Regions from separate parts of the Mus musculus genome. Here region 2 is linked to region 1. Evidence: chromatin loops called from intact Hi-C (ENCODE). Cell type or tissue: heart. All regions are shown on one strand. Links, peaks and the distances in the headings refer to the core of each region. The heading gives the core; the rest is flanking DNA.

The links. Hi-C counts contacts between places; a loop is a spot of excess contacts. Peaks named below come from ENCODE experiments on the same cell type or tissue, not always from the same donor. Only the 100,000 strongest peaks of a DNase experiment are listed, where the experiment ranks them.
Region 2: it touches region 1 in a loop (2.3-fold over the local background); 1 of 42 quality-filtered maps calls a loop at or near these places.

Annotation. Positions count from the first base shown.
Region 1 is chr7:113,202,956-113,210,963 of GRCm38, forward strand. It overlaps Arntl (aryl hydrocarbon receptor nuclear translocator-like), which reads left to right and starts at 4,510. Exons shown (of 20, transcript NM_007489.4): 1 at 4,510-4,689. In heart, for the core only: no CTCF peak of the experiment used is centred there; DNase peaks (open chromatin) are centred at 4,356 and 4,786; H3K4me3 peaks cover 2,557 bases; H3K27ac peaks cover 1,325 bases; H3K27me3 peaks cover 2,367 bases.
Region 2 is chr7:113,365,512-113,373,519 of GRCm38, forward strand. Btbd10 (BTB (POZ) domain containing 10) reads right to left here and starts at 3,828. Exons shown (of 11, transcript NM_133700.2): 1 at 3,688-3,828; 2 at 3,361-3,447. In heart, for the core only: a CTCF peak has its summit at 4,388; DNase peaks (open chromatin) are centred at 3,900 and 4,310; H3K4me3 peaks cover 1,930 bases; H3K27ac peaks cover 1,816 bases.

The sequences.
Region 1 (8,008 bases), core at 1,826-6,825:
CTCTGGGTGATCATTATTGTCAACGTAACTGTAAAGATGCAGTTTAGTTAAGTAGAACTTGAACTTTGAGACCAGTTGTCTAAAGATCCTGTGGTTTCAGAACCACATCTGTCTGCATCTGTAAGATGGGAATAGAAGGGCCTGCTGTGGGGGGCTGTGAGACTTGGTGGAGGTGATACACAGGGGACTTCTAGAATAACACTGGACTCATTCTCCAACCCCAGTAAATATTGATGCAGCCCAATCCTATTCAGTCTTCCCAAGACAAACTTAACACACTCATCTCAAGACTCTCTGACTTTCATGTTTATATGACTTCTGGGTCCTGGCACGGTCTTCTGCAGTCATCCCAGCAGACCTGGGATTTGAGGTTGGGTACTTCAATTCAGAATTCGATCTTCCATTATTGTAACAAGTATGATTCCATCCCAAAGTTGATTCCACCTCAGATTGGATTAGATTCTTCCAGATGGAGCCTCAGTATTCTATACTTTTACAAAACTCTTTCCCGGCAATTTGAAAGGCTCTGGCCACTGCATTAGAGGCCATTTGTAGAGTAGACTACTCATCTTCCCCAACTTCGCCAATAAAACCATAACAGCATCTATTCCATATGGTCAGTAGTGACGCCTAATATAATCAGATCTTTACCGTACACCAGGAACTACACTAGTGACTCCCATAAATCACCTCACCTACCTCTCATCAACCCTCCAAAGTAGATAACAGATTATCCCCATTCCACAGAGCAAAAGCCTGAAGTACCCAGAGGGTAATCAGTTTGATTTACAGAGTCCAGACAGCAAATCTGGAAGGTAGGTATTCTAGTTTGCTTTTCTGTTGGTATGATAAACACCATGACCAAAAACAGTTGGGGGGGAGAAAGGGCTTGTTTGCCTTACCCACTAAAGTCCATTATCCAGGGTAGCCAGGGCAGGAGCTCAAGACAGAAACCTGAATGCACAACTGAAGCAGAAGCCACAGAGGAATGCTGCTTACTGGCTTGCTCTTCCTAGCTTTCTCAACTACCTTTCCCATACAGACCAGACCCATCTGTGTTAGGAAAATACTACCCACAGTAGGCTGAGTACTTCTACATCAATTAGCAGTCAAGAAAACGTTGTCAGTCTAACGGAGGCAATTTCCAATTGCCAGTCTCTCTTTCTTCCCAAGTGCATCAAATTGACAATCAAGATTAGCTAGCGTAGAAGGTACATGAACTTCTGGGATGAGGGTTATGTTAAACATATTTAAAGAATTTGGCACTCCCAGGTGCTCACTAAATAATCTCTTTTCCTTTCTTTATCCCTTCTTTGGTTGTGTGATTTTTTTTTAAAGATTTATTTATTATTATATGTAAGTACACTGTAGCTGTCTTCAGACACACCAGAAGAGGGAGTCAGATCATGTTACAGATGGTTGTGAGCCACCATGTGGTTGCTGGGATTTGAACTCTGGACCTTCGGAAGAGCAGTCGGGTGCTCTTACCCACTGAGCCATCTCACCAGCCCGGTTGTGTGATTTTTATTCATGCTCAGGAAACTTAGATTGAGAGTACTTACTTTGACTTTTTAGTTGTTCTGAAAGAATTGATAAATTCATTGTTCTGGAAGGTAAAGAATAAAAGGCAAAGTAGGTGCCAGTAGAAGATAAACGGGTTTGGGTTTCTAACAAAGAGAAGCACTATGGAAAATATAACTGACCATAAAAAAACCAGGTTTGCACAAGGAGAAGCCATCCTTTGTCTACTAGTGGTAGAAAAAAGCAAGATAAAAAAGAAGATAATCAAGGCACATGGAGGGCTAGAGTCTTAACCCACCCCCATCCCCGGTTTGGCCAGCTATTCCTTGGTGAACCTTTTTTGTAGTAGGACAATGTATCATCAAGACAGAGGCAGCTAGAGTTACTATAAAATTCTCTTTGTTGATTCCAATGAGGTTCCACCCACACATCCTGTCCTTCCATCCCTTCCGGGCCCCAAAGAGTAAGTCTAATTTCTCCTCTATTTGACAGCTCTTCAAATATGTGAAGAAAGCTACCTTGTACTCCCCGGGGCAAAAACTTCTGTTTCCTTTCATCTTTCCTCATGTGGCATAGTTTCTAGTCTCATTACATCCTGATCTCTCTCCTTGTGCACAGTGATAATTTTTCTTTGCCAAGTCTCAGTCACAGGCAACTCCATGTGGGTACTGATCAAGACAGCCCATGTTGCTTTCTCTTAGACTTTCAGTGGTTGTCCGGAGACAGCATTCTTTCTCTGGGCAGCCACAAATCTCTGTGGACTGAGACTGAGTTGTGTGTGACTTAGGGCTCCCATCTTGTTCTTTTATGCATCTGTTCAGACACCTCTGCCCTACCCTGTCTAAGAACAGCAGGCTTCCCAAGATGGGACCCTATTAAGGAGCCCATTGTTCCCTATCAAATTTGGCTGGTGTTAAGTAGTATCTCTTCCTCTGTTGGCTTTCTGTTACCTGGAAAATGAATGCAAAGTTCCTAGTTTTTCTTTCAGGACATGGGTAAAAATCCTGAGTCTGGGCCTAGTTGAGAGCCTTGCACCATTTTTTGGTAACTGGCCTGATGTGAGCCTTTAGCGTGGAAGCCACATTTAGAACATGACTGACACTTTATTTGTAGAATGGGGTAAGAACTGCTTTCTGCACAGGGTGGTTGTCAGGATACAGGGGTTGAAAAAAAAGGAGGGAAAGCTTTTAGCACATGCCCGGCACACAACACGGTAGAGAGATATTGTGGGATGCATCAGCCAGCATCTTCAGGTTACTGGTACTTAGCTAGCTATTAGTCCATTTAATTAGGTCAGCATCCAGCCCACATTTCCATCTTGTAAGTAATATCTTTTCTAATGCTGTATTAAAGTTCCATCTACACAGAGAGATTCCTTCACAGAACAGGACAGAGAAAGAATAAATCTGCTTTGAAACTCAGGGGAAGTGGGAAGTTACCCATGAAGTTCTTTGGTCTTGAAGCCAATTCACATTTCAACCAAGGCTGTGTGCCTTGCAAAGGGCTGGACATGGGTCATGGCTTTATAAGCATTGAAATGCTGCCTTGTGTCCCAGGAACCTGCCTGTCTAGAATTCATTCTATAGTCACACGAGCTGGTCCACTTCACATAAGTGAGTCGAGTGTTTTGATCCCATTTGTTCATGGATCCAGCCCACATTTGCAGAGTACTTTCTGGGTGTCAGCCCTATCCCCAACACCCCACCCAGGCCCCTCCAGCACATGCTAAAGGGGAGGGAGCACACATGGTTCAAAAAGGACGAAGTGGCCTTGCTATCAGGAAGTTTAACATTTAGAAGGTTTGCCAGTTGTTTGAAGGTAGAAACAAGACAACTTCTTTCCCTCTCCCCCTCTCTCTCTATTTCTCCCTCCCTCCTCTTCCTCCCCTCTCTCTGTCTCTTTCTTTAAAAATAAATAAATAAATCTCTGAGCAGGTGGTGCCTCGGGAGGCAAAAGCAGGCGGATCTCTGTGAATTGGATTCAAAGCCAGCTTGATGATCTACAGGAGTTCCAGGATAGCTAGGGCTACAACAGAACAACTAACCACCCAAACAAACAACTTTGCAACTTTTCTTTCTTTCCCGCTCCTTTGATACTTTTGCAAAGTACATTTGCTAGGGCCATGTCCATAACATGTAATAGAATCTTGCTCAGGTCTCACCCTGTGGCCCCGGCTAGCTCAGTACTCGCGATTATGCCCCTGCCTCAGCTTCTTGAGGGTTGGAATTACAGACTACGCCACCACCCCCGGGAGACTTCTCTTCCGATCGGGAATGACAGCTCCACTGGACGCTTGGAGGTCAAGAGAAAAAAAAAAAAAAAAAAAAAAAGAACGCGCGATCCGGTTAGTCGTCGGAAGGAAAAGTCTTCTAAATGCGCTAGCTATTAGCGCTGTGGTTCCGACTAGGACAAGCCAGGGGTTTCAGGAAGGTTCTGTCACTCTGTGTTCCTAAAATGTGGTTTCCTAGATGGAGCTGGAGAGGGATGGGCGAAGAGATGCGGCGTTTTCTCAGTGTTCTGCGAGCCAGGAAGGGGACGGAGGAGGAGGGAGAGCTGAGAGGCAGTCACTAGCCAGGGACGCGGCTGAGGAGCAGGGGACAACGGCGAGCTCGCAGAGTCCGCAACGCAGTGGCCTCAGCGAGCTTTAGACCTGAGGGGGAAAACCGAGGGCTGGGGCAAGAAATCCACAGAGCGTGCCAATTGGTCCACTCCTCGGGGCGTGTGCTTCTGTGCGCCAAATGATTGGTGAAGGGAAAGTAGCAGGTAAACCAGCCCTGCCGTCTTGCCATTGGTCAGAGGCTTTCCTATCGGTCACTCGATTGGCTAGCCTAACGCAGAGCAGAACGCGAATTGGTTTGGGTTGTCCGCCAAGACAACTCCGTTCGCTCTCTCTGATTGGCTAACGGGAAGAGGCAGGTATCCGGGCTGCGCGGCTCCTCCATTGGTGGGCGGGGAAGGGGGGTTGGGCACAGCGATTGGTGGGCGGGGGGCCGGGCCTGGGCCGGCGGGGAGCGGATTGGTCGGAAAGTAGGTTAGTGGTGCGACATTTAGGGAAGGCAGAAAGTAGGTCAGGGACGGAGGTGCCTGTTTACCCGCGCCGGACTTGCCGCCGCCGCCGCCGCGGGATCCGAGTGCGGGTGCGGGCGCGGGCGCTCGCAGCGAGCCACGGTGAGTGTCGGCATGGCTGCGGGCAGCAGCCGTCTCGGGGCGTCCCGTCGGGGGTCGCGAGTTCCCGGGCGGGCGCACCGCCCCCGCCCGCGGCGCAGCCGGGCCGCCGGGAGCCCTGCCCGACGTGCCCGCTGCCGGCCTTAAAGGGCCCGTGCGGCTCCCAGCCCCCACCTAGCCTCGGGGAGGCTGCGCCCCTTAAAGGCGCCGCTCCCGCGCACCCCCATCTTCCCCGCCTGGGCTGCACAGCGGGCGGGGGAGGACTGGGGGGACCCTGGGACGCTGTCAGCGGGTGCGCCCACCTTCCCCGCGCGGGCATCACCACCTGGCTCGGGAGGGGGCGGCCAGCGGCCTCTTAAAGAGACAGCAGTACCGGGTGGCAGCAATGACCCGAACCTGGGAAGAGCTCCGGGATACATCCCCGGGAGCTTCTGGATCCCCGAGGAGATGGCCGGGACGCGGGCAGAACGATGCTATGCGGCGCTTGCCTGGTCAACCCTTCTACACTTCTCCCTCGGGAGCCGGGTGGGGGCGGGGAGGGCGTCTCCGTCAAGTCGGGGAGTCCGTACTGGTACGTCCCTATGGCCTGTCTTGGGGCTGGCGCGGACCCCGGGAATCCCCTGGCTGGCTTGGACCAGGCCCACGGACAGCCGTCGGGCCTGCGCTGTCCGGTACCTGGGTGGTCCTGGAGGATGTGTCTTCCCCGTTGGGTCTGGGAGTAGGTACCCGATGGCGTGGGGACTGTGCCCTGTGCCCGGTAGGCGTCAGAGACCCAAGGAGTGCGCAGCAGAGGCTTCACTCCGATGCGGGTTTGACAGATAATCGGGGAAGAGGAAGGTTTCCACTGGAGATTACCCCAGTGTAGACAGCTTGGGGTGCTCGGGTTTGCAGGGAGAAGTCAAAGATAGAATTTTAGGCAGACTCGGGGCGCACATGGAAGCCATCCCCGGGGTCGCGTAGCGGGTTGTGTTCGGAAATGAGTGCGTTGGACACCGGTGTGTGTGTCTGTCAGAGTTGCGCTGGCCAAGCTGACATGATCGCCCCTTACCTGTTCGGGGTGCACCTTCTCCAGTCCTTTCCCTACATTTAGCCTAGTTTTGACCCTCTGACCCCTTGAGATCTGGCTCCTCTCCTGTCTTAAGTTGCTACTTTTAAAGTAAGAAATCATTAATCAAGTTTTCTCACCTAACTTCCAAAAATCAGAGACTGTAATCACGACCAATTACTTTTTGACAGTACCAGTATTGCCAAGATCTTCGTTGTGGGTTTTGTTTTTATGTCCAGGAAAACTGATCATTAAATGCTTTTTTTCCTACTGCTCTTGCTTGTCATTTTTCCTTTTCACATTTGCTGCTGTGCCCTCTTTCAATCTATTTTTACTTAACAACTATTATTTTTATTCTTAAGTTCCCATTGATACCAGGATCTGTCAATTTGGGTTGGTGGATTTTCTAATTAATGTACTAGTTGAATCATGAGCTTAAAATAATCATTGCTGCTCTTGAGCAGTTTTGAATAATCTCAGGCTCCCTGTGCTTGCAAGAAAGAGGGGAGGATGGTTCGCTGCTGTTAAATTTGATTCCCATACCAGTGAAGTTCCAATATATATATAGATATATTTTTAAATACAAAATGTAATCCTTAAGTTTATTCTTTGTTCCTGGGTTTATATTATTGCTAAGTCTTTTAAAATGGGTTGTTGAACATATTTAGAAGGGTTAGAAATTTTCTAGGCAGATTTGAAATTGGGTGTATCAGCGGAAGCTGGATCTGTAGCAGCACTTTGGTTCTATCTTAGATGTTGCCAGTGAATAATGACGATGTTAAAACAGCAGTTAAATTTGTACTTTGTTCCAATCTCTGCTGCTTAAAATGGGAGAGGCTTTGATAAGGCGTAGAAGAGTGGTAACCTGGGAGTTAGGAGGCATGAAACTAGGTTCTAGCCCTGACTGGAACCAGGTGGCTTTGCTACGAAGAGCAAATTACTACACCTTTCTGGGTTATGTTCACCTCTGATGAAAAGTCAGACAGTTGATCTAAGGGATGTCAAAGATTTCTACCACTCTTAGGTTCTATATGCCTCCCAGTATTGAATAAATTTGAATCAGGATAGGCATCTACCTCCTGGAGCTGTCAGAACAATTGAGTGAAAGTCCTTTTTTCATGGGACAGTTAAGTAGATCAACAGATGGTGTTTAAAGGGATCCATTTCAAATGATTTATAATTGATGACGATTCACCCGTATCACTGCTATTTGTAGAAGAGGTTTACATGCCACGGGGCAGGAAAAGGAAGTGGCCGTGTTTTCAGATTTATTCCTTCACATCCCCAGTCTCACTGGGACTCATGTATGCATAAGCGCCACGGAAAGACCTGGCCATATTAATAGCTCTGCATATGAGCATGCAAAAATGAATGATTTTATCTGTGTGCATCGGACAGTCTGCTTTCTGTCTCTGAGCTTTCTTTCTTTCTATGATTCCATCATCGCCCCACTGTGGTAGGAGAATGTGAAGATGAAAGAGCTCCTGTCCCTGACAGCATGGCAGTTTCAGATGGTGGCTTCGGTGTGGTGCTATCTGATATAGGCGTTTGCAGGGAAAATAGAAAAGACAAAACCCTTTCTAGACTTTTGAGGTTAATCGGGGAGCTCAGGGACACAAGCATGCTCTTTTCTGTCAGTCTTCTCTGTTGTCACTTCATCACGGGACGCAGGCAGATGGACCCTAAACCTTTCTCCTCCCCTCCATCCACCTGCTATGACTTTCACTCCTTGGCATTTTTTCCCCATTCAGAGCACCCTGTCCAGTCTCCCCTCTGTGCCTTCCCCTTTTCTCAGATGGCAGAAAACACTGCTTTTCCCACTGCTCTCGAATAGGCAGGAGCCCCTGGGTTCTGGTGGAAGAAGGAGCTGGACTTGGGTTGGAGCCCTGTGGCTTTGGACACGTGCCCGGCTTCTCTGACCTCCCTGCTGCTCCTTGGGTGCCGGTGACAGTGCCTGCCTCTTGGAGGATGACAGGACATGATGCATGTCAAATGCCTAGCACACAGGAAGCCTCTCCTCAGTGCCAGATGCCACTCCCTCCCACCTCTGCCAGGCTCCTGTCACTAGAACATCCTTTGTGCTCTCTGCCCTCAGAAACCCCACCAGTCTCAGTGGAACCTTTTTGTCTTGATTTGGGAATAGGAAGAAACAGGTCTATTGTGAGCCTCTTGTACACCAGGCTTTTCCCATACTAGGTGCCCCTGAGTCTGGATATCTCCTTGCTGGATGCCAGACTGTCCTAGAGCTGAACATTCTCCTGCTGAGGATTTTCTCCC
Region 2 (8,008 bases), core at 1,493-6,492, 160 kb after region 1:
GCTATCCCTGGGAGCCCTGTCCTTTTCTGAAGGGAAACAGAGGAGGAGTGGATCTGGAGGAGAGGGTAGGTTGGGGCCAAGGAGCCAGGAGAGCAGTGAGGATGTAATAAATGAAAATAATAAACAAAATAAAAAATGGTTTTAAAACTCTCAGATAGGAGTATTTTATAAATGTAACACATCTTCTCTTTTCACCTCTTGCTCTAGAGAGAAGCAGGGAACTGATGAAGAGATATTAGCCTTGCTGAACTTAAAAAGACTGGATTAAACATAAGAAAATCTAGTATATGACCCACCCCCCAAAGTCATGACTTAAAAAACAATATCCTTTGCAGACTTCATACAGTTATAATTTATAATAAACTCAGTTGTGGAAGTCAGTCCAGTGTGTACAACTGCACAGTAACAAAGGAGTATTTAGCTAGTCCTTCTTCCTTTTTGAAACTGTTCCTTACCTGGCTCTCATGACTTTACCACTAAGATAAAGACTCTTACTTTGCAAGATCGACCTCTTGGGACTTGAGTGACCTATAAACTCCCATTCCTCACAGCCCAACAGAGCTTGAGCAGATTATGTGATTAAAATACTTCCTACTAGTGCGTAAATGAATTTTAATCCACAAGGTTCAATTCCACAAATGCCACTAAGTCATACTATGACACAAAGTTTAATCAAAGTACCCATTCTTCTTACTAGAAAAAACAATTTAAATCAATGCTTTCTGTAAAGAAGAGGCACCACAAGAATGTCTGTTTCACATCACACTTTCTTTATCCCATTCCCAAGCTTCACACTCTCCCCACGCACCAGGGGATCCATATGTCCTCTGGTAAAAGTCAATACCCAGGGACAGTGTGGTAAGGTATAGCAAATACTAAGTATTCAAATCCTGAGATGGACTATAGAGGGTATCCTGGACTTAATTTTACATATTAGGTACAAGTGTAATAAAGACCTTCTAAATAAACTAATATACTCTTTTAAGATACTTATAAATCAAATAATAAGCACAAATCAATAAAGTTTCTTCAGTTATTCCCGTAGTAAAATGTTAATATAGTCCCTCTTAAAGTATATATTTCAAGGTTATCAGTATATGCTTGCAACTGTGACAAGTACCAAATGAATTCTCATGTATACATATCTATGGGAAACTTTACTGGTTAGGCACAGTAACAATAATTAACAGTAAGATAGGAAAATTGTAATATACCCTAGTAAAACATTTCTGTGACTAGAGTATACATCTTAGCAACTTTAGCATGATTTTTTTCTTTCCCTATAAAGTTAGGGATGTTCACTTTTCTCACATACAAGCAGCATATTATGGCTTCTTGTTGACATAGACGAATTAGTAACAGCACTACTTTTGTACTGTGGGCCATCATTAAATAAAATAAGGGTTCTTGACCACACTGTAAAATTATCAGTCAGTCTGATAAACAAATTACTACTAAAGTAGCAGATGGATGGGAGCATATCCTAGTCAGATTCACTGGAGAAAGGGGTGGTTTACATTCCAGGCAGGGTAGTGTGAGAAACACGATTTTATCATTGAACTTGGAATAGTATGCAATTTAAAAATTATGTGCTTCTTATTTATAGATTTTTTTTTCCATTTAATGATTTCAAACCAGCAATAAACTACAAAAAAAACAAAAGTGTAGACAGACAATGAGAGACTACTTTAGAAATTATCTGTTTAATCTGTAGCCCTATATTTAAAGGGCACTAAACTATTTTATTAAGAGCTGACATTTTTTCACAGTCTTTCTAAAAATTTGTAATTCCAAACTGACATAGTTGACTTAAGCTTGTTTCTAGTTATAAAATTAATTCTGACCTATATACAGCTTCCTAAACCAAGACATAAAACATAGCTCTAAAATACTTTTATGTTAAAATACAACTGGGTTTGGCTGGGTCACATGAAGGTATCTTTGTTTTACTTGTCAATATTTCAAATATCAGGAAGTCGCACTTAAAATTCTAGAGTTCCTATATTCTTTTAAGAAGGCTGACAACTGACTGCACATTCATACAATTAATCAGACGGACTGAATACGGCTCAGAGGAGAGAAGCTCTCTAGCGCACTGACATGCTCATTATCTGCCTAGTACCTGAAGGCATGTGAAACTTACTCATTCTTATCTCTCTGAGAGACAGAGTATCTCCAGTTCAGTTGTACACTCCATGAGACCATTTAAATGTAAATGGTCACAAAGCAGACCACAGTTCTTTGTGATTTCATTTAATGTTTAAAAAAATACACAAGTCTTTGTGAAGAACAGAACAAAATTCAGACTTGTGGGAGGATAATACAGGAGGTAAAAAGCCTACCTGGAAGTTTGAATAGTGTGAAAAAATGTCTAACAAGCAAAACATCTCGCAGAACTTTCTGAACTCCGTTGCTCTGGGTCCTAACCACCCTCATGTTCCTGAAGCTTCCTTCTTACCTTTTCTCAACCCATAAGAATAAGCGCTGAGTACTAACCTCTGTGTTAGAAAAAACGATTAAGCCTAAAATCTCCAAAATTAACTGTCCTCGAAAACTATATTAACTCATCTTTACCTCCCATTTAGTAATTTTCCAAGTACTTTCTACTGCTTTCTGCTTAATATTCAGCATCAGTCCTTGGTTCAATGCCCACGGTTGAGTTCTAGATGGACTCTCCAGCGCAGAAACTTGTTCAGTCTTTACATTCACATGTCTTATTTTATCTTTCCATCCAATTTCTACAGTCTATTTCATTCAAAATTCATCCCTAAACCCCTCTCTAAAAAGTTTGGATCAAATTGGGCTGGTGGGGCAAGAGAAGAGTGGGAGGCAGGCAAGAACAGAAAGAAACCCAACTGCCAATCAATACACTGTACTGCTTCATTCAGATTGTTAGCTGAAATAAAAAGCGTGCAGACTCTTACATGGCTATAAAATAATTTCCTATACTAAATGCACAAAGTGGAAAACTTTTTTATAGCCTGGTCGTGGACTCCAAATACCAATAAGAGGCTAAGACTCAAAATTTTAAAGAGATAAAAAAAAAAAAAAAAAAAAAAAGACATGGGAACCCGGGAAAGACCGAGGTTAGGCACAGCACACTAACCCACATTGACAAACTAAGTGAAATCTCAGGTCCCCTCCAGCCCATACCCCAAAATCAGGGGTGTCAGAGGGCTTGTGACTCACAGAGAATAAATCTGAACCTTTTCTGGGCAAGTTAGAGTGGGAAACCAAGCTTTACCCTCGTTGAAACGGTTACAGAATAAAAGCACACAGCAGCACATCACAGGTGTCTCATCCTCCATCCAAAGGGCAACTCCCCCACCACCTTATCCCCAAACTGGGAGCCTTACTCACCGCCCTATTGTGATGCGCCTTCTTCGGTTTGTCGCCGCGGTGACCCAAAGATGACAGGAAAGGGGCGGGGCACTGGGTTACTCTGCCCTGGAAAGGAGGTGTGAGAAAATAGCTTTTTTTCCCCTGGGAAAAGGCCTCCAGACTCCTAACCCAAAAAGCAGCTCCCTTCCCCGCCTCTCCGGACCCGGTGCTCAAGCGGGCAGCCCCGAGCACCGCGCCCCACGCTCCTGGAGCCGCCGCCAGCCTCCCGGAGCCCGGTTCACAGCAGCTAGCCTCGCCCTCGGCTTCCACTACAAACCCAGCCGCCCGCACCCGGCCCGCTCCAACCTGCTGGCCCCTGAGACGTCCACCGAGGGTCTTGGGGAAGAGCTCCAAGAGAGAGCGACGCTCCGCTCCCTCCGCCCACTGAACCGGACCCCTCCGGTGCTAGGTGTGAGGCGGCCGCTCCACCGGCTGCGCCTACCAGAGCCGCCCCGGCAGGTTGCAGGCCGGCTCCTTAGCTGCTTCTCGCGAGACTTCGCATTAGGAAGAGGTGAGGCGAAGCGAGTTCTCGCGCGAAGGACGGAGCTCCTCCCACAGTAGGCGTGTCACCGGGGCACTGAGAGCCTGAGTAGTGTCTCCGCGGTCTCGGTTGGCAGTGCTGTCCCGTAGCTTCCCCGCGAGCGCTTCTCTGCGCGGTGAGCCAAGAGCAGTCTCAGGCCACCTCCACACCTCTGAGCACACCCTCACTCCACGCTTCCTGTCACCGTTAGGCAAAAGCCGGACGGCGTCTCCGGGCCAGTAAAAGCAGTGCCTGGGAGTCTTCTTCTAGGAGAGCGTTTCTGTCAGCAGGGCGAACGCCCGGGTCGCCTTCCTCCGCGGGGTCCGCGAGCTGGTACGGGCAGCACGAGGCGTTGGCAGGCGGTGGTCCGGAGGTCGCCGCTTCCCCGCGGCCGCCGCTTGGTTTGCAACGCTCTGCTTGGTTTGAAACCCTCTGTTGTTGGCGGGAACCGGTGCACCAGCTGACACGCCTGCGGTGGCGCCACCTCTGGGACGCGGAGAATCAGCTGAATGGGTTGAGTTTCTGGCGGGCAAAAGCTCGCCAAAGTAGCACTCCGGTGTCACCGAACCCACCGTGTGCCTGATGGGAGGCTCTAAAAGAGATGGAAAAGTGAGGAAGTCACCTCCCCGGCGCTCAAAACTCTCCCCTCCCGGGACTCAGACCCACAGAGGAACGGATAATCCTCTTTATGCTTGCTACAGAACATACTCCCCTTAGTGAGTGAGCTGTAGGAGCTGATCTGAGACAATCCTGTTGAGAACCCCTCAGTGCAGTTGCTCGCTCCTCTGGTCTTGGGATTGCGAAGGGTGGCAGAAGCTGAAAGATTGAGTTCCAGGTGTTTCTGGGCTAACGTGAGATCTCATCTCAAAAAGCAGCCCTCCACTAGGGAGTGGCATTTGAGTCCAATTTTAAAGATCAGTAGAAGTTCCCCCATTTTGAGAAGAGAGGGAAGGGCATAAACAAAACCCAATACATGTTTCAGTATTTTGGTAAGAAAACTGTTTTGTGAAAAGAACTTTGTTTAAAATCTAGTTACTGTAAGAAAAAATTCCTTGGGTCCCATATGTGATACCACGTGTTTTTCAAACCAACATTTATGCTAAGTAAATTATCATTTGAAGTGGAAAACTGGTAGCAGGCATACTTTCCTCCTGAAAATGCTTAAATATCAGAGACCAAAGGAAGACAAAGATTATTGTTACATAGTGTACACGTTTTTTTATAGCCAACATTCTACATTCTTGGAAATTGCTGAAAATCTTAAAAACATTGTAAAAAGAGCAAGCTAATGAGGCTTGAATATGAATAATGTTCAAAGAAACCTCAAGGAAACCCTCAACAATAGCAAAGTCCTCCCCAATCTTGATACAGTTTTCTGTAATTTATCTCAAATAAAGTAACTGTAGCACAAGTTGGGGGTAAAGATCAAACTGGATTCTTCATTCCCTTATGTCTAAATTGAAGCTGTCATTTTTCTAATGAAAGGTTTTGACCAGGCCATGGTGCATGCCCTTAATCCCAGCACTCAAGAGGCAGAGGCAGGCAGTTATGTGAGTATGCAGTTGCATATGTGTGCATGCTGTGGAGGCCAGAAATTGATGTTGGCATTTCCCAGTAATCCTCCACTGTATTTTGGGAGACAGTGTCCCTCACTGAATTTGGAGCTCTTAAATTCTGCTAGGCTGGCTAGCCAGCCAGCTCCAGGGATCCTCTTGTGTCTGTTTCACCAGCACTGGTTAGGAACTCAGTTCCTAGTGCTTGTGTGGCAAGCACTTCATCAGTTGTGCAAATCTCACAACCTAAATAACCTAAGTTAATTGATTTTTTTTTTGTTGTTGTTGGTTGGTTGGTTTGATTTTTGAGGCAATCTCAAATACTTCTAGCCTAGGCTGGCCTAAAATGCACTATATAGCTTAGCTCAGGTTAGCTTCCAACTTGAAGTAGTTATTCTGCCTCAGCCCTCTTGAGTACTGGGATTATATCTATGACCAATTGAAATCTATCCCAAATCAAGGTTCTTTTATTACACTGCAATCCTAATTGCTAATATTAAATCTCTAAGTCACACTTGTCACACAGCAAAAATGAGCTACACAACAGAAAAGAAAAAAAACAAAAAACGTCCAGTGTTGTGTTTTATAAAAAAGAAAGAAGAAAGAAAGAAAGCCAGCCAGCCAGCCAGGAATATTCTTGGCCAGGGATCTATATGGTGAGGTAGAAGGGGGGTGCCTCTGTGGGCCCATGCTGAGTCATCCCTTCTCCCTGAGGTACCAGCTATAGTATAATATATATGGATATAGTATGGAATAGAGTTTATTTAGGGCATGGAGAGGGGAGTTGAGGGAGTAGAGGAAGAGAATGGAAGAGAAAGAGGAGAGGGAAAGAGGCCATCCAGGAACATGTGGAGAGAGCGAGGGAGGGACATGGGGAGAGAGGAAGAAGGGGCAGAGAAGAAGAAGATAAGAGAATGAGGAGGGGGCAAACAGCCTTTTTAATAGTGAGTTGGGCATACCAGGCTGTTGCCAGATAGCTGGGGTGGAGCCTAGAAGGAATGCTAGCACACAGAACTCTAAGGACCTTTACTGAAGGCAACCAGGCTTAAGGCTCATCCAAATGCAAAAGAGAATCATAATAGATAAAATAGTAATACAAAGAACCCAATCCCAGAGCTGTTCTGTGACAAAGCTGCCAAACCACCATTGGTTCAAGGCCTCAAAGCTGACTTAGGGCACAATGGATCCAGATGAATGGAAGTCCAACAGAGAAATAAACAATTCTGGAGACAGTCTACATTTGTTAATACTTGTTGATTCATATAGCCCAGGAATTGCAGAATTCCTTGGTCTGGTGTGTTTGATAAACTCACAAACCTGGTTTCTCTGATAATAATGATTCTTATATACCTAGGTGTCTATGTGTCCCTGGTTTATAAAGTTTAAAGGTGGTGGATTTTGAAATTTTATTTTAAAGATTTGTTTTAGTGTGATTGTTTTGCATGTTTAGCTGTTACCCACAAATATCAGAGGAAAGCATCAGATTCCCTGGAATTGGATGGTTGTGAGCTACCACATGGGTGTTAGAAATTGAACCCATGGCCTCAGCAAGAGCAACAGGTGTTTTATTTGCATTAATTTATCAGTGTAGTGCTTGTTTACTTGCACAAACAAAATGTAAAGCCTTTCTGCCTCAAAATTGAGCAAACTGCTGCTTAATAAAATTACAGGACAGAGGATGGGGGTTAGAGGTGACAGAGTCGAATGACAAATCTCAGGGAATCCTGTTCTGGAGAGTGTCACCAGCATCAGGGTGAAGATTTAAGCTTCACCAGCACATCAGCTTATATACAGTGTTTGAACCCATCCCATGCCCCTAAATACTTGACACACCATCACCATGCTCTAATGAAAGCCCTGTCTGGTAAGGTTCCTCAGAAGGTGGAGGAAGTACTGTCACCTGTTAGGACATCTGTGAAGATGGGGAAGCAGCCATCACCCTGCCTGGTTCCTCTTTGCTTTCTCTCTGGTGTTCCAGGAGCCATCTTAGATATAATACCATGAATGGCAGATCAGGACTCTTTGGAGGCATCTCAGGGGCCTGTGGAGCCTCGCTCACCATCCTACTTTTTCCTTCACAAGGTCAACTTCCATATTCCTCACAAAGCAGGACAAGGCATGGCCTGAAAGCCCAAATCTTTCTAGTATGGAGTAACTTAGGATATACCCTGATCTCCACAGTTGCCTTTATAACATCCTGCTAAGCCAAAACTGTTTCAAAGCAGAAGATAAGGCTACCTGTTTCCTTGTGTGGCAAATTAATGATAAACCATAGACTTAGAGTCTATTGTATTGTTTTTAAGTTGCTTTGGAGACAGGGTCTTCATATCCCAGGCTGCCCTTGAGCCAAGGATAATGTTGAACTTCTGTTCACCCTACCTCCATCCCACAAGCTGTGCCAACACAGCTTTATGAAATTCTAAAGATCCAACCCAAGGTTTCATGCATGTTAGTCAAGTACCCTAAAAACTGAAGTACATCCTCAGCATCCTGTTTAGATTTTAAAACCTGGGATTTGGGGTTGAGGTATAGCTTAGTGACCCTTTGTTCACTC